Regions from separate parts of the Mus musculus genome. Here all the other regions are linked to region 3. A link is a loop called in an ENCODE intact Hi-C map of the cell type or tissue named here. Cell type or tissue: heart. All regions are shown on one strand.

Region 1 (5,000 bases), 1.1 Mb before region 3:
CTTGAGTCCTGACACATACATTGCTTCTACAGCAAGTACTGATTGCATATCTCAATCGTGATGGGGTGATTTAAAGCCTTGCCCATATTCTATCTTACACAGCAACTAATCCTCAAGTGTTGGGATATGGGCATGTATCCCTATATCTCACAGGTCAAAGGCCTGGTTTCTATCCTTTGGCAGTGTCAGAAGGTGCTGACACTTATAAAAACTGGAGTTAAGTAGGTGGTTTAATGGTCATTATGGATGTGTCTATGAAGGTGGTCCTGGAACACTGATCTCTGCATGTCTTTCACGGTTGACCAGCTGCACTGAGTTGAAATACTCCCTCTTCACATTCCTTAGATATGTGTAGTACATCACACATGCCCAAAACTCAGAGCCAACTGAACATGGACTTAAAAGCTGGGATTTAAAATGCAACTTTCTTCCTGAGAAGTTAGTTGGTTTAGCAGTATTTTTCACAGTATCAGAAAATTGTGTAGGACAATATAAGAACACATTTGTCTTTAAGGTGAGTTGCTTCTGGTCCACAGCACATGGCAAGAATACCTGTGCTATGATGAGCACACATAGGAAACTCAGTTCTTGATCCTTGCTAGTGTTCTGTAGGATGCATAAAGATTCTGACAACTCTACAAACAGTACAACTAGCATAAGCAATGGGGAAAGAACAGCCAAAAGTGTAAGTGATAACATCCCTTTCCCTTCCAGTGTTTGATTGACATCAACTTGGTGATACTTTCCCACCAATCCTTGGCAGTGGCACTTACCAATACAAACACAGCTAATGAGAAATCTATGTCCTTTAGTTCATGCATTGCTTCCAGTGTCACTACTTGGAGATATATATATTTTTTTAATGTGGCTTTGGGGACAGAGGCTAAATTGCTGAAAAGATTAATTCAATTCCATACAAGGTCAGTATTTTTCAAGAGTGTTTGGGAATTACTATGCATAGTGAACTGTCTGGCCTTATATGTGTGTGTTTAGCATTCAAATTAGGAGCTGGAGAGATGTCTCAGTAGGTAATGCACTTGTCATGCATGCATATCATAAGCTGAGCACCCTGGCAAACATCTGTCAGTGTAGCAGTTGTATTCTGGAGCTCATTGAGAGCATACTCTAGCCAAATCAATGCACTTCAGGTTAAGGTACAGACACTGTCTCTTAAAATAAGGTAAAATCAATGGAGGGGTATATTGGATGCCAAATTCTGGGTTAGCCTGTCATGCACACCCACATCAAAACACACATATGCAAAAATATGAAGGTATACACAATTTAAAATGCATATTTTGAGATCATTAATGCTTAAATGTGTAATATTTTCTTCATTGTCCTAAGTTTCTAGGGAAATCAGGAGCTATTCTTAAAGTCAGGAACCTATCATCTCAGTTTAGATCTTTAGGCAGAGTAATGAACAATGGTGCATTCCGCCTGATGCCCTGCCAACTGCGGTAATATTTATCCTCATTGTCTTCCAGATGCAATTTTAAGGAGAAAGGAAATTCTTCAGCAGCCACCTGAAGATGTAAGTGCCCAGATATCCCACAATACAATCCCTGTAGCAGACACACATTGTTCCTTCCTTGCCAGTTGTCAGAGGAAGTCCCTGCTGATGTAGGTGGCTACTTAGAAGGCAACAGCAATGTAGCAGGCTTGGAGATATACCAGATGGAAGCCAACTTCTCTTGATCCCTGCTTGTCAGTCTTCTCAAGAATTGCTCCAGAAAATGGCATATACAGGATTTTACTACTAAAGGCACAGCCAGTGCTCTCATTAACCAGCTCTATTGAATGTGTTTTATTCTTTTGATTAACTTTATGCCTTTGTGATTACCTGTGGAAAATATCACATTATCCTTTTATTGTTTTTAACCATAAAATTTAACATAGGTGTGGAGGGTAAATATACTTTCATAAACATTATTTTCATTCAGCTGTATAAGCATCCTATCAAGGAAATCATTTAATTATAGACAAAAAAAATGAAGGTAAGGGAGAATAAATGGTCAGAGGGGTGATATGAAGGAGCTGCTGACATAGCCCATTGGCTAAAAGTACATCCTGTGCTAACAGGACATGATCTCAGCTATCTACAAAATCCCAGGCAAGGCTACGTGTGACTAATCCAGGTGCTATGAGAAAGTGGATACTGGAGATTTCATGTTGCTTGTTGATATCAGACCATCTCCAAGCCAATGAGAGATCACATCTCAATGTAATAATGTGAAGAGTAACTGAATATAATATTCAGTGTCCTCCTCTGGCTTCCATAAATATATATGTCCTCACTTATAAGTATGTACATAGCACACACAACCATACACATGCATGAATACCGTGTATGTGTCAGAAATATAAAAAGTAGTATTCATTACATAATATACATAATTTACATGGTAACCCATATATTGTTATGAATATAGACAGTTACATTTACACAAAATTGGAACAAATGACAGTTGACAGTCCATTATCTATCTTATGTCATTTGATTTTAAATTCAGCAACCATGCTTCTTTAATATACAACAGTATCAATCACACAGGGTCATGATGTGGAAATGTACCATTCTGTCTTCTTAGCATGGATTTAGCTGCTCTCACAACTAATGGAGGACAATGTTATTCTCAGCTTCAGCACTACTATTCACTCCTTCTAGTCAGTTCACGCTGACCCATCTAAAATACCTGCTATTCTTGGTGACAACAAATTATCCTGCCATTTAATGAAGGAAGTAGTTTTTATTGTTTCCAGTCAAAACCAGTAGAGGGGTTAATAGTGCTTTTTTTGCCATTGCCCAAAATATAAGACATAGCCTAGAGAAAAAATTGTTAATAATCACAACTCTCGGGCATGGGATCCCAGTTCATATTTCTGAAGCCATTCTCAGTTAGAAAGATGTGTTGATAGCCAAGTTCCTGGCAAAGGTAGCAGCTAATGCCTATTAAGCAGTGGAGTGTCGCTGGCCTGATAAGTTGTCTTGGCTCTGTGAATACCCATTAGGCAGTAGGATTGTCCCCCAGGGAAACTGCATCACACTGCTGAGACAATCGAATTCCCTATAACCAGGGACTTAAAATATCTATTGTTGAGTTCTTGTCATTTCCTGACATTTTTTTCTTTTGATATTTTTCTAAGCTTGAGGTTCACGAAAAGGTGAACATTAATCACAACATTTGAGAAAAATCCCTTAGCTTGTTATGTGTGATGAATATGTTAAAAACAGGCTTAAGCCAGGGCCAAAAAATGTTACTTTTGACTTTTTAGTTAATCATGATAACTGCTAAAATCAAAGGAGGAACAACTTTGAACTTTGAGTCTTTTGTAAGCAACCCTGAGCTAAGAAATAGTGTTTTCACAAACTAAATACTTGAAATCTTCCTGATTTGCATACTGATTAAGTTATAAATTAGATTCACGACTATGTTTATTTTAAACATTTTTTAATAACACAGTTGAGTAAATTTACAACTTACAGAAATCAGTGTGCACTTATGTTTAAGAAACTCAGCTAAAGGTAGGGGGTTCAATATGAGGAACCTGCTCTGATATAAGTATGAAAGGTTATAGTGAAACGTATTAATTTGTATTCAAGCTAAAATAATTAGGACAAACAGCAAATAATTATTCCAAATGTATTTAAAAGCACAAGCAATCCCTATAGTTTTTCTACTTGCTTGTTTTATTTTAAAATCTATCCACTATAAAAGAACCTACTTCAACATCAATTTTTATGATGTATAATAACCATAAAATGAAATAATTTTATTTAAAGAAAAAATATCATGCTCTATTGTATTTATATTTTAAATGATGAATGCCTTGATTATTAAATGTTTTCTCCTAAAATGACAATAAGATATTTAAGTATGTTCAAAATAAACACTAAATCTGAGGAATGTCAAGCTAAGAAAAACCTTAATTTTTTTTATTTTAATTAAAATAAAGTTACATTGTTTCCCCCTTTTCCTTTCTTCACTCTCATCCTTCCCATGCACCAACCTCCTTTGCTCATTCTGGAATTCATGGCCTCTTTTTCTTTAAGTACTTTTGTTACACATGCATACACACACACACACACACACACACACACACACAAAGAAGCACACATGCATGCTTATATGACTAAATATATAATACAGCATGCTCAGTCCATTTACGGTTATTTTACTTGTAAGTCTATGATAGTGAAACATTACTTAATACATACAATTAAGTTAATATCTAAAATAATTTCAACTTACTTACAAGTTCTAAATTTAATAAGTTCATGAAGTAGTTATGTGTTATGCTCATAGTCTTTTGTAATTGATTTAATTCTTCTTTGGGTATAATCTAATAGCAAAGATAAACAGTATAGTAGTTTGTTCCAAGGGAAAAATTAACTGAGTACAAATTTTTCTTCACCATTCAACAGTGGAACATTAAGTAGACAGCTAAACCATGCACTCAAATATTCTCTCCCTTTTCTGTAGCAGGCTTGGCCACTCGAAAGGAAAAACAAATATAGTAACACAATCAAGGTTGGTGCATTACGCATTTCAGGCTATTGTTTTAGCTCTACTGACTCTCTCCTTGCCAAGAGTAACATAAAGCAATCTTAAGTCACCAATGAAGTGGTGACAGGGGACAAATGTCCTCAGAAGTGTCAACGAGTTTCAGTGTTTATACATGGAAAATATAAACTCCTCAGGCTGCCTTTCATGTTGATTTTAACTTGAAATCTTAACAGCTTCAAACTGGTAAGTAGACCAGTGTAGCCGCTGATGATCTACGAAGATGTCACAGGCAAGGGAGATAGTCCACAAACATACATAAATGCCTTTTGTGATACAATACTGAGATGCATTTTTATAGGATACACATGCATGAAGCTGCGTCTTCAGAAGCCAGCTTTGGATCCACTAACTCAACTTGCTGCAGCTGCGAGTGACTACATACCTCTCGGCAGCTCTTCAGGATGAAGTTGGCTTTGCTTAAAACCAGCTCTG
Region 2 (5,000 bases), 1.5 Mb before region 3:
ATGGAGCTATAGCCTGTGGAGATATTAAATGACAGGTCTCTTGTGCCCAAGCAGTGAATAGCAATATTAAGATTTCTTGCCTCAGGCCAGTGCTTTGCTTCATTCATATGTTTACCACTGTGGGATTTGAGGAGCTCAGAGTGAACAATTTTTCATACATACCCATCTCTGACATCCTCCAGTTTTAAAATACTGTACAGGCCTTTGCCGATTATCTTCTGTAAGTACAGCACAGTTGCTTGCCTCTTGGGAGTTTGAAATATATCTAAAATAACCCAGAAGTGTATTCTTTGTTGCTTTGTGACCCAGAGACAGCTTATGTAAACCTCCAAAGGCTCTACAGAGACAAATGACTCTGAGCCTCGTGAGCTTTCACTGTGCAGTATGCCGGATAAAACAGGTCTATGATACAAGTTATATTTTAGCAAACAGTATCTCTCAACATGATTACATTTTGCTACCTCCCATGGAAGGAAGGAATAGATCTTAGATATAATACACATTAAGAGATGAAAAGGCTTTTAGTAAACAGAAGAACGAGGAAAAGTCCAATCATACAACTCAGCCAGCATTAGCCTTGGAAAGGATGCCCTGGGAGTCTCAGACAAGGCATACAAATGTGGTCAACATGGTGTTCTAGACAAGAGTGTTCCAAGTTGTTCTGCTGTGACATAAACCCTATAGATCACTGAGAACGTTATACTTGTTACTTTTGGAGATAACCAGAAGCATATTTCTCAATGGCTCCATACATTTTCCTAACATCACACTTTGATTTATTACTCTTTTTCACCTTCTGCATTAGTACCTGAGTTGCATTCTGAATACCACTCATTGCCCACTATCTTGCTGAAAACACATTGTTCATACCATCATCATAATCCAAAAATATCAATAGAATTTATACTTTTAAATGGATGGAAATGGTGTGCATGCTCTGCATTCTTCTTGACTACTAATTATTTTTTGTCCCTGGATTAATTCTCTTGCCTAAACACAGTATGTGGTAGAGAACAGGGTGTCAATGAAATCATGCAACTCTATGCATTGCTAAGGTATAAAGGGAATTTTGCATAAAAGTGGAGTGTTATAATTCAATAAATGATCTTTTTAAGGAGAGGTGATGCTCAGAATGGAAAATTTCATAGGGAATATCTCTTTGTGTTAAAATTGTCCTTCCTTCTTTCCTAATTCATCCTACAGAGTATCTGAGATTATGCCGTTACATACTAGGTGTTTTATGCCTTCCTAAAACTCATGCTGAAATCATAACTGCCTGTTGTCTCAGAATATAAAATTTTTGGGATTAGATATTCAATAAATGATAGTTTTCAAACAAAGATGAGCTGGTTTGCATAGATACTAACATAACACATCATTTGGAGTTAACAATATATATATATTATTTAGTCTTATATATATATTTATATATATAATATAAATATATATATATTGTTTATATAAATAAATATATATAATTTGTGTGTGTATGTAAATACAATACATATACACATACATGTATATGAAATTGCACCTGAGGCAGGTACTAGACATTGCTTCAATACAGAAAATTCAAGGAGTCCCCACAGTAGCCACTAGACAGCTAGAACCTATGGGAAAGGATGGATCCATTTTCCTGGTAAATCTCAGAAGTTATCAATGTCACTGATCATTTGAACCTTCTGATCTGGAAAATTGTGAGACAGCAAAAGTCTGTTATTGTAGGCTACTCACCCTGAGGTCTATTTTTATTATAGACATAGAAAAGTAATTGAACTGCAGGTCCATTGTTTAAAATAGTGTTATATATCTTTTCTTCTAAAGATCTTAAAGAGATTTTTATACATTCAGTTTGACAGTCTAGAAGTGACTAGGAAGCCCAGTGGTTAAGCTCATTCATGCCATGTAGTCAAAGAGTTCACAGCTCTGATTTAGTGTAAGACATCAGATCTTTGGTGCCAAGATAATTCATCTTAGCCTTCCTAGTTCTGGTAATGCCAGGGTAGTCTATTCTGGAAACTTATCAATTTTAAAACCATCCAACTCACTAATTGTGGTACTGTTCATAACTTAAGTATACAGATCCCAACCTACACGAGACTCTTAAACAAATAAAGTACATAGACTAAATGCAACAGAGCTCAGGGCTTACAGTATGGAAGGATGACTTGAGTGGATAGATGATGACTCTCTAAATCGGTGTTTCTGAGTTAAGACTAAATAAAAAGGACAAAGTTGAAGGTTAATCCAAGCTGGTGAAGCACAAATAATTAAGATACAAGAACAAGAAGAAAGAGAAGTTAAAAGCAGTCAGTACCACCAATGAGCAAAGAGACAAATTAGAATTGGGAAAGAAAGAATGACACCTCTGGGACACATGAAGGTCTGAAGGCTACTCAGAGGTATATGACTTTCATTGAGGCTGGCTTTTGGGTAAGATGAAACTGGAAAGACTTAAAATCTTATTAATATCACTTTGTCAATACCAGCTTCTTTAAGGCAAAGTCCCAGACAAAACAATTGTTTTTAACCTTTCATTTAAGTCCTTTGCTTACTTGCTGTCTCTCTTGTATTCTCTTTATCTGTCAGTGTTACTCTTCGATATTTTAAATTTAGTTTTCTTCACTTGTATTGTTTTTGTCTTGTCTTCATGTAGCAGTAGTGCGCGTGCGCGTACACACACACACACACACACACACACACACACACACACACACACCACATATCTAGAAAGATTAATTTAACTCCACTAGGGGTCACTTCTGACCCACTGATGAGTCCTTAACCCTAAAATTTTGCCTGCCTACATAGCAAATCCTGAAGGATTTTTCTTCATGCTCTCCTTTGCTAACTTGGTGACCCCATTACCATCACAAGGACTGACATCAAAGGCAATGTCATCCACACCCTCCCTGGTCACAAGCCACCTCAGGAGCCAGCCAGGCTATTTAAAAAGGCATGCCCCGGGTGCTTCCCTTTGTTCAGAGTAGACAGGCAGTCCTGGGCTGGGAGCTTGGCACTTTGACAAATGTGCCATCATTATACAAAGTGTAATGTCATAGGAAAGGCCATGACTGTGCCAGGAAGGCCAGGATGTCTGTCTGCTTCTTGCTAGCAGGCCCCCAAGTGTCCACATCCAGGCGTCCAGGAGCTTCCTTCAATTGTCTACACATTGAGTTCTTTATCCTCTTAAAGACACGCATGCGCCTCCTTAGCCATCTGCTAAAAAGTGAAACTTCCAGTGATTTATTTCCAATCTGGTCACTTGAAAACTGACAGTTTTACTAATCTGAGAAATTATAGAGGCATCGGGGACAAGTAAGGTCTTTTGGTACTCGTCTTCATGTGCATTTATGTGCATATATTAAAAATGCCCCCCACACTGGCTACAGGAACACATATATCTGTCATCATGCCTGAAGTGAAAAGGTGAGGCTAACCTTTATATACATTTCACTCCATAAATTTCAGATTCTTTGTAAAGATCAGGATAGCAATAATTTTGCTTAGTTGAATCACTGATTTAAAACTGCTAACATAAAAGATTTCCCTTTTAGATTTTTTTCCTAGCATGCAAGCAGTAAATTTCATTAAATATTATTTTGCAGAAAATCTTGACCAAATTACCATTGTTTAGATGAACTGACACAAATGGACACACACATCAAATTGAATGTCAGCGTCTGTTTTATACTTTTTATTGTCTTTTAACCATAAACTTTTATACCTAGTCTCCCAATTTATTTGTTACTTAATGTGTATTTTATCTGATGGGTCTCACTTCCACGAAGATCAACAAGAATTTATATCTCTAGTATGTCATAAATCAAGGACTTGGTTTTACTTTAATTCAGTTTCAGTAGCCTTTACATTAATGTCTATAAAGGTGTTCTATGTAGGCTCAGATGGTAAATATTTAGGATGCATAAGTTGTGTCTTCACTGTGACAATTGTTCAGCTTTGTGCTTGGAGCACGAGACAAGTGTTAGATAATTCATGAGACCATGAGAGATGCTGTGCTGTACAAAATCTTTACAGAAACTGAATACTGGGTACCTTATAGTAGTCACAGGTCATGAAATGCCATTGGTTAATTTTTTTAACTGTTTACAATGTATGGAGAAAGTTCTTAGATCACTTCCTCTAGCAAAATCCATGGCAAATGGGATGTTTTCTGTGAAGGATAGGTCATAAAGCTGTATATACATAAAATTATGAAAATTACTGTCACCTTCAGTGTATATGCCAATTGAATGAACAATTTAAATTCTGCTCAGCTCTTCATCACTTTATATCATCAGCTTGGTCATTGGGTTGTACTGCCAGGGATTAACTTATAGAAGGAAAAGAGGAGCAGATATGAATCGTATGCACTTAAGGACTGACTAAATTATAGATCTAAATAAATTATGTTACAAGGAATATGAGTGTCTTTATAAAGAGATTTACTGACAGATTCTATAACAAACAAGTAATAAAAATAAATAAATAAAATAAAAGAAGAAAAAGAAATAAAAATGTGTCCTAGGTTATCAAGATTTAATTATAAAAAGCTAAGGACTTGCCTTATGGACACAGAAAAAAGCTTTCCCAGGAAAGTCAAGCCCATTCTTCTAAGTATGTGAATGAATATAATGCAAAGTAAATATGTATTATTACTGAGTCTCAAATTATAAAACAGAAATGAGATGTGCAAATAGGTAATTCTGATAAAGTAATTGCTCAGATTACAACAGTAATCTGGAACATAGAAGATCACATATCAGACCAATTGTCCTAGGATAAGCACTTGTATCATGATGATTCTTATTCACAAATCTAGTGGTTATGTTAAGAGCAGCTATTGAGCATTAGCAAAATTAAATTTAAATGCAAACAAAAAAAACAGAATAAGAACTCAATGATATTTTATCTCTGATTATTATTTTAGAATGCAAATTCTATGGTTGTGTTTATATATAATACATGGTGAAATTTAATCCATATAGTATGTATATAAC
Region 3 (5,000 bases):
AACCATCTTTGAGCATCTGGTGAGGGGAAGCATGATGGACTATGTACAACTGAAATAGAAGCGTGAAACCAATATAATACTTTGAGATGCTAAGGTCTAGTTGAGAGACAAACTGCAGATAGTTAAACATCACTTTATGGAAAATTGAAATGAACAGCACTCTCTCGGGAAAATGTGACAGAGGGAGACGAGAAGCCATGGGTATAATGACTGCTATGTTTGCATAAATTAGTTGAGGTTTTGAACAAGTGAAGAATGTGATGTAGGAATAGAAGGGAAGCACAAAGAAGATCAAAGAAAGACTATTTTAATGCAGATTAGTTGAAGACTGATTCAAATTGAGTAGAGAAGGGAGAGTGTGGAACAATCTTTCAAAGACATACTGGAGGTGTTCATCATACCAGATGATGCTCTGCACACTGCTGAGGGAGAGGGGTAATAGGTAAGTCCTACCAGCTATAATTTCATGTCAGCCACCAAAAACGCCTGCATTGGCAAGATATCACTCATCAATGGTGCAATCGGACTTAAGGCCTGCTCAATAGGAAGGAATTAATGTCTGGTACTGTAAACCTGGAGATGCTGGAGAGATCATAAACCAGGAAGAAGAATTTAGTACTGCCATTTTCCAAAACGTATATGCTTCCCAAGCATATTATAAATACTTATCTTTACAGGTTACTGTAGCTCTTACCCTTCAACAAAGCAGCTTCTTTTGCAGCCGATGAAGACTGTTATAGAGGTCGGTAACTTGTCAAAATACAGAGAATAAGGGAAGGCAGGTGTCCAGTCACAACCGAAACACCTGCAGTGCAACATCTACACTCAAACAGCTCCAAGAGTATTATGGAAATTTAGTCAGAAAAGTTGGAAGATCAAGAATCTCGGGAGGCCTGATGTTAGATAGTAATCCTTAAGCATAACAGGACAAATGTACCCGTGAAAACTCATAATGTGATTGCTTGGACAAAATCTATGTAATGCCAGTGCCGGTTGACACGCCTGTGTGGACAACGAAAATTTCACATAGTCCCAAACTTACAAGTGGCTGATGAGAGGAGAATCAGGCTTTTCCAACCACCAGGTGTCTTATGGGATATTCAATCCCAGATAGGTAATGATAGGTAGACCTTAAGGCATAGATATAGAAGTTATGCTAAATGGACACATTGATCTCTCTCTGTCTCTCCATCTCTCTCTCTGTCTGTCTCTCTGTCTGTGTCTCTGTCTCTCTCTGTCTCTCTGTCTCTCTGTCTCTCTGTCTCTCTGTCTCTCTGTCTCTCTGTCTCTCTGTCTCTCTGTCTCTCTGTCTCTCTCTCTCCGTGTGTGTGTGTGTGTGTGTGTGTGTGTGTGTGTGTGTGTGTAACAATGATTAATGAGACCACTGATTTAGAGGGAGGAACATGAGGTTAATTTGAGGCATAGATGGTGCAAGTGATGTAGGTAACAATGCTCATGTTTGAAGCTCTCCAAAAAAAGAGAGAAAGAAAGAAAGAAAGAAAGAAAGAAAGAAAGAAAGAAAGAAAGAGAGAGGGGGGAGGGAGGGAGGGAGGGAGGGAGGGAGGGAGGGAGGGAGGGAGGGAAGGAGGGAGGGAGGGAGGGATAAAGGACCTAGGCCATTCCTTGAAGATGCTTTTTTTTTCTACTGTATGCTTTGTAGGAGTGTGGGTTTATTTCAGGGTCTTCGATTCTATTTCATTGATCAACCTGTCTGTATTTATACCAATACCATGAAGGTTTTGTCTTGTCTTTTCTTTCTTTTCTTTTCTTTTCTTTTCTTTTCTTTTCTTTTCTTTTCTTTTCTTTTTCTTTTTTTAATCACTATTGCTCTTCAGTACAGCTTGCAGTCAGGGAAAGTGATTCCTTCAAAAATAACTTTTTTATTGTTCAGAAATGTTCTGGCTATCTTGTTTTTGTTTTTTTGTTTTTCAAATACAAGACTTTTGTTCTGTCTGACCTCACTTCCATGCATTCCTTAAGTTGACTCTTCAGTCAGACTTACGACTTATCACATTGCTTCTCTACATACACTTCCAGTAGTATTTTCTTACATTTATAAAAATCATGATAATAATAATAACAACAACACCCATAGCTTTTTAGAAAGGAGGATATGCTCATTGCACTACTTTATTATACTTTTGAATCATCATTACTGGAAAATGAAATTATATTTATTAATAACCACCCCCTCTTCCTTTTCTGGATTAATTCTGTTTCCAGTAGCATGAATCACAATGTCAAGCCTGTTTAGGGTTTCATCTTGTTGGTTAACCAATATATGTTTGTAAGAATGAGCTTAATATACTGTCTTCTCAGAAGAAGGATATAGAGGATGATAGGTTCTGGGGACACATATGCATAACTGCACAGAAGAATGGATATTTAAAGAACGGTGGAAATGCATATGTCCTAAATTGTGAGCTTTGCTGATTCAAGAACCAAAGGAGCTATTGCTATGCTCTGCTGCCACCTTGGCAAATCAGAAGGATTTACAACGGAATTCTTCAAGCTGAAGTCTGAGGCAGCTCCAGAGGCCTCTCAGGACTGCTGGGCTCAGATGGGCATTTGCAGTTTCTGCCATTCACATCGGGTTGGGTATATTGGGTCCGGAGGAGGCACCGATTCGGTGGTAAAGCGCGGTTTGCTCTCCCTTTTAAAATAACCCCTTTCAGCAATGCCTATTCCACTGTCTAACAGCTTCCTACTGAAGAATAGAGCCTGAGAAAAACAGTTGTACGTTTGTGCTCAGATCACAGTGTCTGGGCTCATTTGACAGAGAAAGCTACAGCAGAAGAGAACAGTTTTCTCAGGCCTGAGTTTCTTTTCTGGGTCAACAAGACGGGTTCTCTGCTTATTCAATTAACTTTCTGGAAGTTCTGAATGTATAGGCAAAGCTGTTCACTAAACCCAAGCCGGAATTTGTTCATTATATAATTAACCTGTTCCAAGGGAGCTGAGGAGACATTGTTAGTCAAATCGCCCTTAAAACTAACCTGATATATATCAAGCCCTGCTCCCCTATTTTTAATTTTTGCATTTGTATTCTTTTTTCCCCCTCTCTATGTTTATTCCACTCATGCCTTTCTCTTTAGGCTCGTTTACCCAATCACATACCAACTTCGTTCTTGTCTCTTTTCCACCCGGTCTTCAGGTGTTTTACTCTTTCTTATTTAACTGATGTCATTTAGTTGACACCAGCTTCTGATGGGTAGGAGGGAGGCCACTCTCCTTGCGGTTTCATTTAAATTTGGCAGGAGTGGGTGGGTCCCCTTCTCCATTCCTCTCGCACTGCACTTGAAACTCTGTTAAGAGTTAGAGCTTGATCAGAGATTTCTAAGTCTTCAAAGCGCAGCTGGGCAAGGAAATTATATGAGAGGCGGGGGACACAGAAGTAAAGGAATAAAAGCCAACTTTGCTGGCAACTTCAATAAATCCGGTAACTGGAGGTTAAAAAAAAAATAGATTGTGAGGGCTGGGTCTGGTCCGGATGAAACGTTAGGTTCCTTCCCATCTCCGAGTCTCTCTCGGAAAGCGCGCCACTGGCACCTTGCCACCCAAGTGCCCCTAGACAGCCACACGCCCACTGGAACTGCACGTGAACAAAGCTTTTGCCCGGAAAGCCAGCGTCTGTGGTTTCTCAGCGCAATCTAGCTTCTATCCGGAGTGTAGGGTGAACACAGGGTTAAGCCAGTTCCCTCCTCGATGGGAGGGAAAGGAGTGGGAGGTGAGCAAAGCTTTCTGTCTTGCCGGGTACCTTGCAGTTAGTTGTACATTTGAAAGCAGTCGCCATCACTTGTGAGTTTGGCGTCATCCATTGTCACCACCAAGGAATGTGCGCTGGGAGATAACACCAAGGGCAGTGCTTCTCAAACACGCAGAGAGCTCTTTCTCTCTCTGCTTCCAGGTGCGCTCTTATCTGGTCCTCTGTCCCAAGTTTCCAGAACGTGGAGGCAGCAGCGCAGAACCGGTCACCGCGTCCACTGAACCTCAGGACCAGACTGGCAGTTCTCAACGATGGGCAGGAGGGACCTCGGCGGCGACCCCTAAAACAATACCATGCCCGGGGAGTCCCTCTACTGCCGCTCTAGCTTCTTCCCTTTCCACCTCCCGGACCCGGTTGGATTCGGATGAGCTAAGGAGACAAGGCTGCCAGGTAAAAGGATTGCTGTGCCAGGTGAAATTTCTAGTGACTGCCCTAGCTTTCTTTACATGGCCACCACATTATTTGGACCCCCACTCCCTTTTGAACAAGTGGTGGGTGGTCACTAGGTGGGTGTTCTATGTTTTGTCTTTTTATCCGCAAAGAAAATGGGATTCTTTTTCTATCTACCCCGACTACTTGGGGACCCGGTGTGTATGTGTGTGTGTGTGTGGGGGGGGGGGGGGCTGCGCCTTCTACATTCAAGTCGATTCCAAGTCCTCTAGGGAGTTTTGTAACCGAGTTGTGGGTAAAATCGCTCATTTGCTACCTGCCAAAAGCATCGATCCTAAATGGAGTTTTCCAAATCCCCTAAGCTTAGAACAGCCTTTCATTTCCTTAGAATGCTTCTCTTAAGTCCGGTAAGTAACAACCCTCCATACCCATCTGGGTTGAATGCAAGAAGTGTTATTATCAAGCCTCAGTATCTCAAGCCCCTACCTGCCCTATGCCCGAAATCCGGGATCAATTCCCCACTAAATTGGGGATGCTAGTTCGTTTTCTTTCCAATCGCTCGTGATTTTTACAAGCCAAGGACCTTTCCTGCCCTGCTGTTGCACCAGAACTGGTAGTTCCATAGCTGGTGTAATTGTGCTTTCCTTACTGGTCAGGGATGGAAAAGTCCCCAGGAGATCCCGATACTGGGGAGTCCACTTTCCCTGCGTCCAGTGCCTGGGCTGCGGAGATAGGTCCTTCTATGCCCTCAGGCGCTGAATGCAGATACCCAGAGTAGTAAGGGGGACGGACCTATCCAGCTGCCCTAGAGCCTCCACTAGACTCTGGCCTCCTGGAAAAAGCC
Region 4 (5,000 bases), 1.3 Mb before region 3:
ATCAAAACAAAACAACAACAACGAACCTCAAAACTAATAATCACACTTTCTTCTCTCTGTGAATCACCCTGAATGGACATGATTTCTATCTTTGCCTGATGAGGAAATTGAGAGATCACATGGTACTGCTTTGTTCTGAGCAGCAACAGTTACTGATGTCACAAATATTGTTGCCTAGAACATCCCCAGTTTTAAATTAGTAGTATTGTTTCTATTCTGTCCAAACTTGGCATTGGAAGATACAAGGCTTGAGAACAATGCAAGAAAATGTACCATTATTTTTTCTCTTAGTAATGAGAAATAGAGGGAGATAATTTTGTTCATGGTTTAAATGGAGACTTGGCAACTATCATAACATTTCATCAAAAATTCAATAACAACCAGATTTGGTATGTTAACATACAAGAACAACTCACATGATATGTACTCACTGATAAGTGAGTATTAGCCCAGAAACTTAGAATACCCAAGATACAAGATACAAAGCACATGAAACTCAAGAAGAATGAAGACCAAAGTGCACTTTGCCCCTTCTTAGAACTGGGAACAAAACACCCACGGAAGGAGTTGCAGAGACAAAGTTTGGAGCTGAGACAAAAGGATGGACCATCTAGAGACTATGATATCCAGGAATCCATCCCATAATCAGCTGCCAAACGCAGACACCATTGCATACACTAGCAAGGTTTTGCTGAAAGGACCCAGATATAGCTGTCTCTTGTGAGACTATGCCGGGGCCTAGCAAACACAGAAGTGGATGCTCACAGTCAGTTATTGGATGGATCACAGGGCTCCCAATGGAGGAGCTAGAGAAAGTATCTAAGGAGCTAAAGGGATCTGCAACCCTATAGGTGAAACAGCAATATGAACCAACCAGTACCCCCTAGATCTCGTGTCTCTAGCTGCATATGTATCAGAAGATGGCCTAGTCGGCCATCAGTGGAGAGGCCCATTGATCATCGTGCAAACTTTATATGCCTTAGTACAGGGGAACGCCAGGGCCAAGAAGTGGGAGTGGGTGGGTAGGGGGATAGGGGGGAGGGTATGGGGGACTTTTGGTATAGCATTGGAATGTAAATGAGGAAAATAACCAATAAAATTTAAAAAAATATTTCACTAAATTCTCAGACACAGATACATATATGTGTATTGTTGGAAATATTGGGCCTATTTCCAAACAATGGAAAATAAACAGTTTTGTGAAACCTAAGAATAAAAAAAGGCCTCCACTGAAGACAATGCTGTGTAGTTGTATCAATTACACAGTGTTACTTCATGTAAAGTAAAAGTAAATCAACTTAATTTAACTTAAGAAAAAATTTATCACGGAAATATGACTGTTATTAACTATAGATCTAAATTACACACACCTGTGCAATCATTTCCTAGACAATTCTAATGAGATAAATTGTTTACTCTCAGATTCTAAAAATTACAGAAATATGTTTGCAAAGATAGTAAAAAGCAACTAATGGTTTAGAATAAATTCACACTTTGATTTAAAAAGAGAGATTTTTCACATCAAAAGTCTTGGATAATGGACAACAGGAAATAAATTCTTTCTTAATCTTTCCATCCCTATGATTGTGCTATAAAATGTAATAATTAGTTTTACATTTCAATTTTAAAATTCTAAAAGGCATGGTGGTGTTACATTTTGAAATGTGAAGGCATGTTGCAGCAGGAGCGGGTCTAGTATAAAATAAAATTTATTTGGGGTATGAGAAGGGGGTGTGTCCAAAGAAATGGGACAGAGAGGGACAGAAAGCAAAAGGTGAGAGAAAGAAAGGAAGAGGTCAGCTGGGAACAAGTAGAGAGATGGGGGAAGAAAGAGAGGCCAGTGAAAATACAGAGAGAGGGGAGGGTGGAGGGGGAGAGGGAGGGGGAGAGGGGGAGTGGGAGGGAGAGGGAGAGGGAGTGGGGCCACACAATCTTTTTATAGCAATCAAAGCTTGTACCTACCTGACTGTTGCTAGGTTACTTTTGGGTGGACCCTAAAAGAAATGCTAATAAGGGGCACCTAGGTTACTATAATTTAGCTCCCCCCTCCACACACAATTTTTCAATATTAAATGATTCTGCTAAAAATATATCCATGCTTTCAATGTTTGGTCATTACTGAGTGGTACTATTTGACAGGGGTTAGAAGGTGTGGCCTTGTTGGAATAGGTGTGGCCTTGTGGGAGGTAGTATGTCACTGGGTGTGAGTCTGGGGTTTTAAATGTTTAAGCCAGGCCCAGTGTCTTTGCCTGCTGCCTTTAGAGCCAGATGCAGAACTCTCAGCTGCTATCCAGTATCATATCTGCCTTAATGTCACCATGGTTGCCACCATGATAACAATGGAGTAAACCTCTGAACTGTGAGCCAGCCCCCAATTAAATGCTTTCCTTAATAAAAGTTGCCATGGTCATGGTGTCTCTTCATAGCAACAGGACACTAAGTCATACATATGAAACTAATCTGTTCTTTTTCTTTCAGATACTGATATAGTGATAGCAAGCTGCCACGAATACATGCATGTGGCTTTACCATAATCATTTTGTTTTGTTTTCCTAGTTTGCCCAAAGTTCTCTATATCTGTCATTTATTTAGAAGTTATGCAATTAGAATAATTCCAAACATCCCCTTGGCTTAAGCTTTCTTCTGTTGTTTCTTTTCTTTTCTTTTCTTTTCTTTTCTTTTCTTTTCTTTTCTTTTCTTTTCTTTTCTTTTCTTTTCTTTCTTTTCTTTTCTTTCTTTTCTTTCCTTTTCTTTTTTGTTTGTTTTTTATTTTTCTTGAGCCAGGGTTTCTCTGTGTAACCTTGGACGTCCTGAAACTCACTCTGTAGACCAGGCTGGCCTCGAACTCAGAGTGCTGGGATTAAAGGTATGCACCATCACTGCCTGGCTTCAGATGTTTCAAAAATGCATATACTAGTGATAACTTGGCCAGTTGTTTCCTAGTTCTTTGACTTTCATTTGGCTTTGTGTTTGGCTTTGTGTTTTGCCACTGTTGTTATTTGTGTTCTACTTTAGTTGTCTCTGAGCATAAAAATTTTTAAGTTTCTTCTAATGGTGCTTCAAGCCTATTGATCCTCATACTTCATCTATCAACAAGAAGTTGATGGCATGTTCTTATCTTTTACATACCTTAATAAGATTCATAATTGTTTTACATTTTCTACTTGATAGCTTTAATTTTTTCCAACATAACACTGTACTGATTTTCTGGGAATTTCACATAATGGACCTTGATCACATTTACTTTCCAAATTTTCCATGTCCACCTTTCTCTTGTGATTAACCCCTGAATCGAAAAAAAAAAAGTAATTTTAAAAAGTCCAATTTGTATTATCTACATACTCACTTTCAGCATGATCAAATTCTCAGTAGCCTGTCCCTTAAATAGAACTGAGTCTTTCACCTGCCACACTTCTGCCAGAATCCTTCAGTTGTCAAGAGTTTTTCCTCATTATCAGCATCATACTGCTTAAGAGGTCTCATAAGTGGCTTCCTGTTTAGTATGGTTTTTGAGTGAGAGTTAGGGGTTTTTCTCAGAAGCCTTCCATGTCTCTACCTTTCAGCTATGTGTTCACTAACACAGCAAACATAGCTCTTTGCACTTCACAGTTTCAAAGTCAGTGGGAGCACAGATGCTGGGTCTAAACATGGTTTTGGCAACAGAACAGACCACAAACACAACTTCTAGACGTGACAATGTTTTTTTTTTTTATTTGTTTGTTTGTTTGTTGGTTGGTTATGTTTTGTTTTTGAGACTAGGTTTCTCTGTGTAGCCCTGGCTGTCTTGGAACTCATTCTGTAGACCAGGCTGGTCTCAAACTCAGAAATCTGCCTTCCTCTGCCTCCCAAGTGCTGAGATTAAAAGCGTGCGCCACAACTGCTTGGCCTGAGACAACTTTTAGTTTTATTATATGTAGCATACCTTATAATCCCTGTTTGGCTTATTAGATAAACTTTTGCCTAATTTTGCAATGTGTCATAATTTTTTTGAGAACTCAATACACATAAAACATGAACAGAAGTTTAGATTTATAAAAGTAACAGTTTAGTGTAAGATTGTCTTAATTAGATAGGAGACAAGGTAACTTTAATATTTACCATATTGTCATGTCTCATTTTCCACATCTGTGTTGTTCCTTTATTGGTGTTGATTTTGCCTGTAACTCTGGACTTCTTTAAATAGTGTTGTACTGATATAGGAGGCATTTCCACTACCAATAATTATTTTTATGGTCAGATTCCCCATGTTGTGTTGATAAAATACAGAGGAAGTGAAACATAATTTTTGTTAGGTTTATTTTATTATGGGATCTCTCTTCAAGGCTGTTTTTACATCTTCATTAGCTCTCTTCCTTTCTTCTTTAGTAGGACAAGATGGCAGGAGGATCTTCCCTGGATGAAGTAAGACACTGGAGACAATTCCAACAATAAGATGAACTGTGAAAGAGAACAATATAAAAAAATCCCTGAACATCAAGAACCTTCAAAATTGATTCATATATTTACATACGTTAGAACTCTCCCATATCAGAGTAAGTAACCAATTGCTGATGAACTTCATCAACTAAATGATTTAGAAAAATCAGTAGAGTATTGCTCTTATTGGTTAATGAGAACTTGCCCTTTATACCCTCGGTTTGTAGTCTTAAAAGCTTCTGTATAGTTAGGTTCATTGGAATAAAATCAAGTGTGTTCCTGAAAGGTCATGTATGTATACCATTCACCAAAAATACAAACTGATGAGCCCAAACCATACTTGAAATAGTAAAACAACGGGAGGATTATTTTAACAGATACAGTTACAAGTAAATTATGCAACAGGCAAGCCAGTGTATAAGGACATACTCTTCCAAGTTAATGGATTTTTAATAAAGACATCTAGTTCTACAGTCATCATTCTTCAAGACCAACTCAACAACATTCACTACATTACCAAAGATTCTTCCAATATATATGTTCTTCTAGCCTTCCCCCTTTAAGACCAGTTTTCTTAATTCTCC

What was found. Hi-C counts contacts between places; a loop is a spot of excess contacts. Peaks named below come from ENCODE experiments on the same cell type or tissue, not always from the same donor. Only the 100,000 strongest peaks of a DNase experiment are listed, where the experiment ranks them.
Region 1: it touches region 3 in a loop (4-fold over the local background); 5 of 42 quality-filtered maps call a loop at or near these places.
Region 2: it touches region 3 in a loop (11-fold over the local background); 8 of 42 quality-filtered maps call a loop at or near these places.
Region 4: a loop joins it to region 3, with 5 times the contacts of the local background. A loop is called at or near these places in 5 of 42 quality-filtered maps.

The regions. Positions count from the first base shown.
Region 1 is chr12:94,584,225-94,589,224 of GRCm38, forward strand. No RefSeq gene overlaps it. Among named protein-coding and RNA genes, the nearest start is that of Mir8099-2, 660 kb to the left of the region's middle. In heart, no CTCF peak of the experiment used is centred here; a DNase peak (open chromatin) is centred at 3,007.
Region 2 is chr12:94,187,954-94,192,953 of GRCm38, forward strand. No RefSeq gene overlaps it. Among named protein-coding and RNA genes, the nearest start is that of Mir8099-2, 260 kb to the left of the region's middle. In heart, a CTCF peak has its summit at 2,778 (motif pointing right); a DNase peak (open chromatin) is centred at 3,038; H3K27ac peaks cover 627 bases.
Region 3 is chr12:95,688,460-95,693,459 of GRCm38, forward strand. Flrt2 (fibronectin leucine rich transmembrane protein 2) reads left to right here and starts at 3,767. Exons shown (of 2, transcript NM_201518.4): 1 at 3,767-4,156. In heart, a CTCF peak has its summit at 2,481; DNase peaks (open chromatin) are centred at 3,622 and 4,952; H3K4me3 peaks cover 1,980 bases; H3K27ac peaks cover 1,459 bases.
Region 4 is chr12:94,414,871-94,419,870 of GRCm38, forward strand. No RefSeq gene overlaps it. Among named protein-coding and RNA genes, the nearest start is that of Mir8099-2, 490 kb to the left of the region's middle. In heart, no CTCF peak of the experiment used is centred here; no DNase peak of the experiment used is centred here.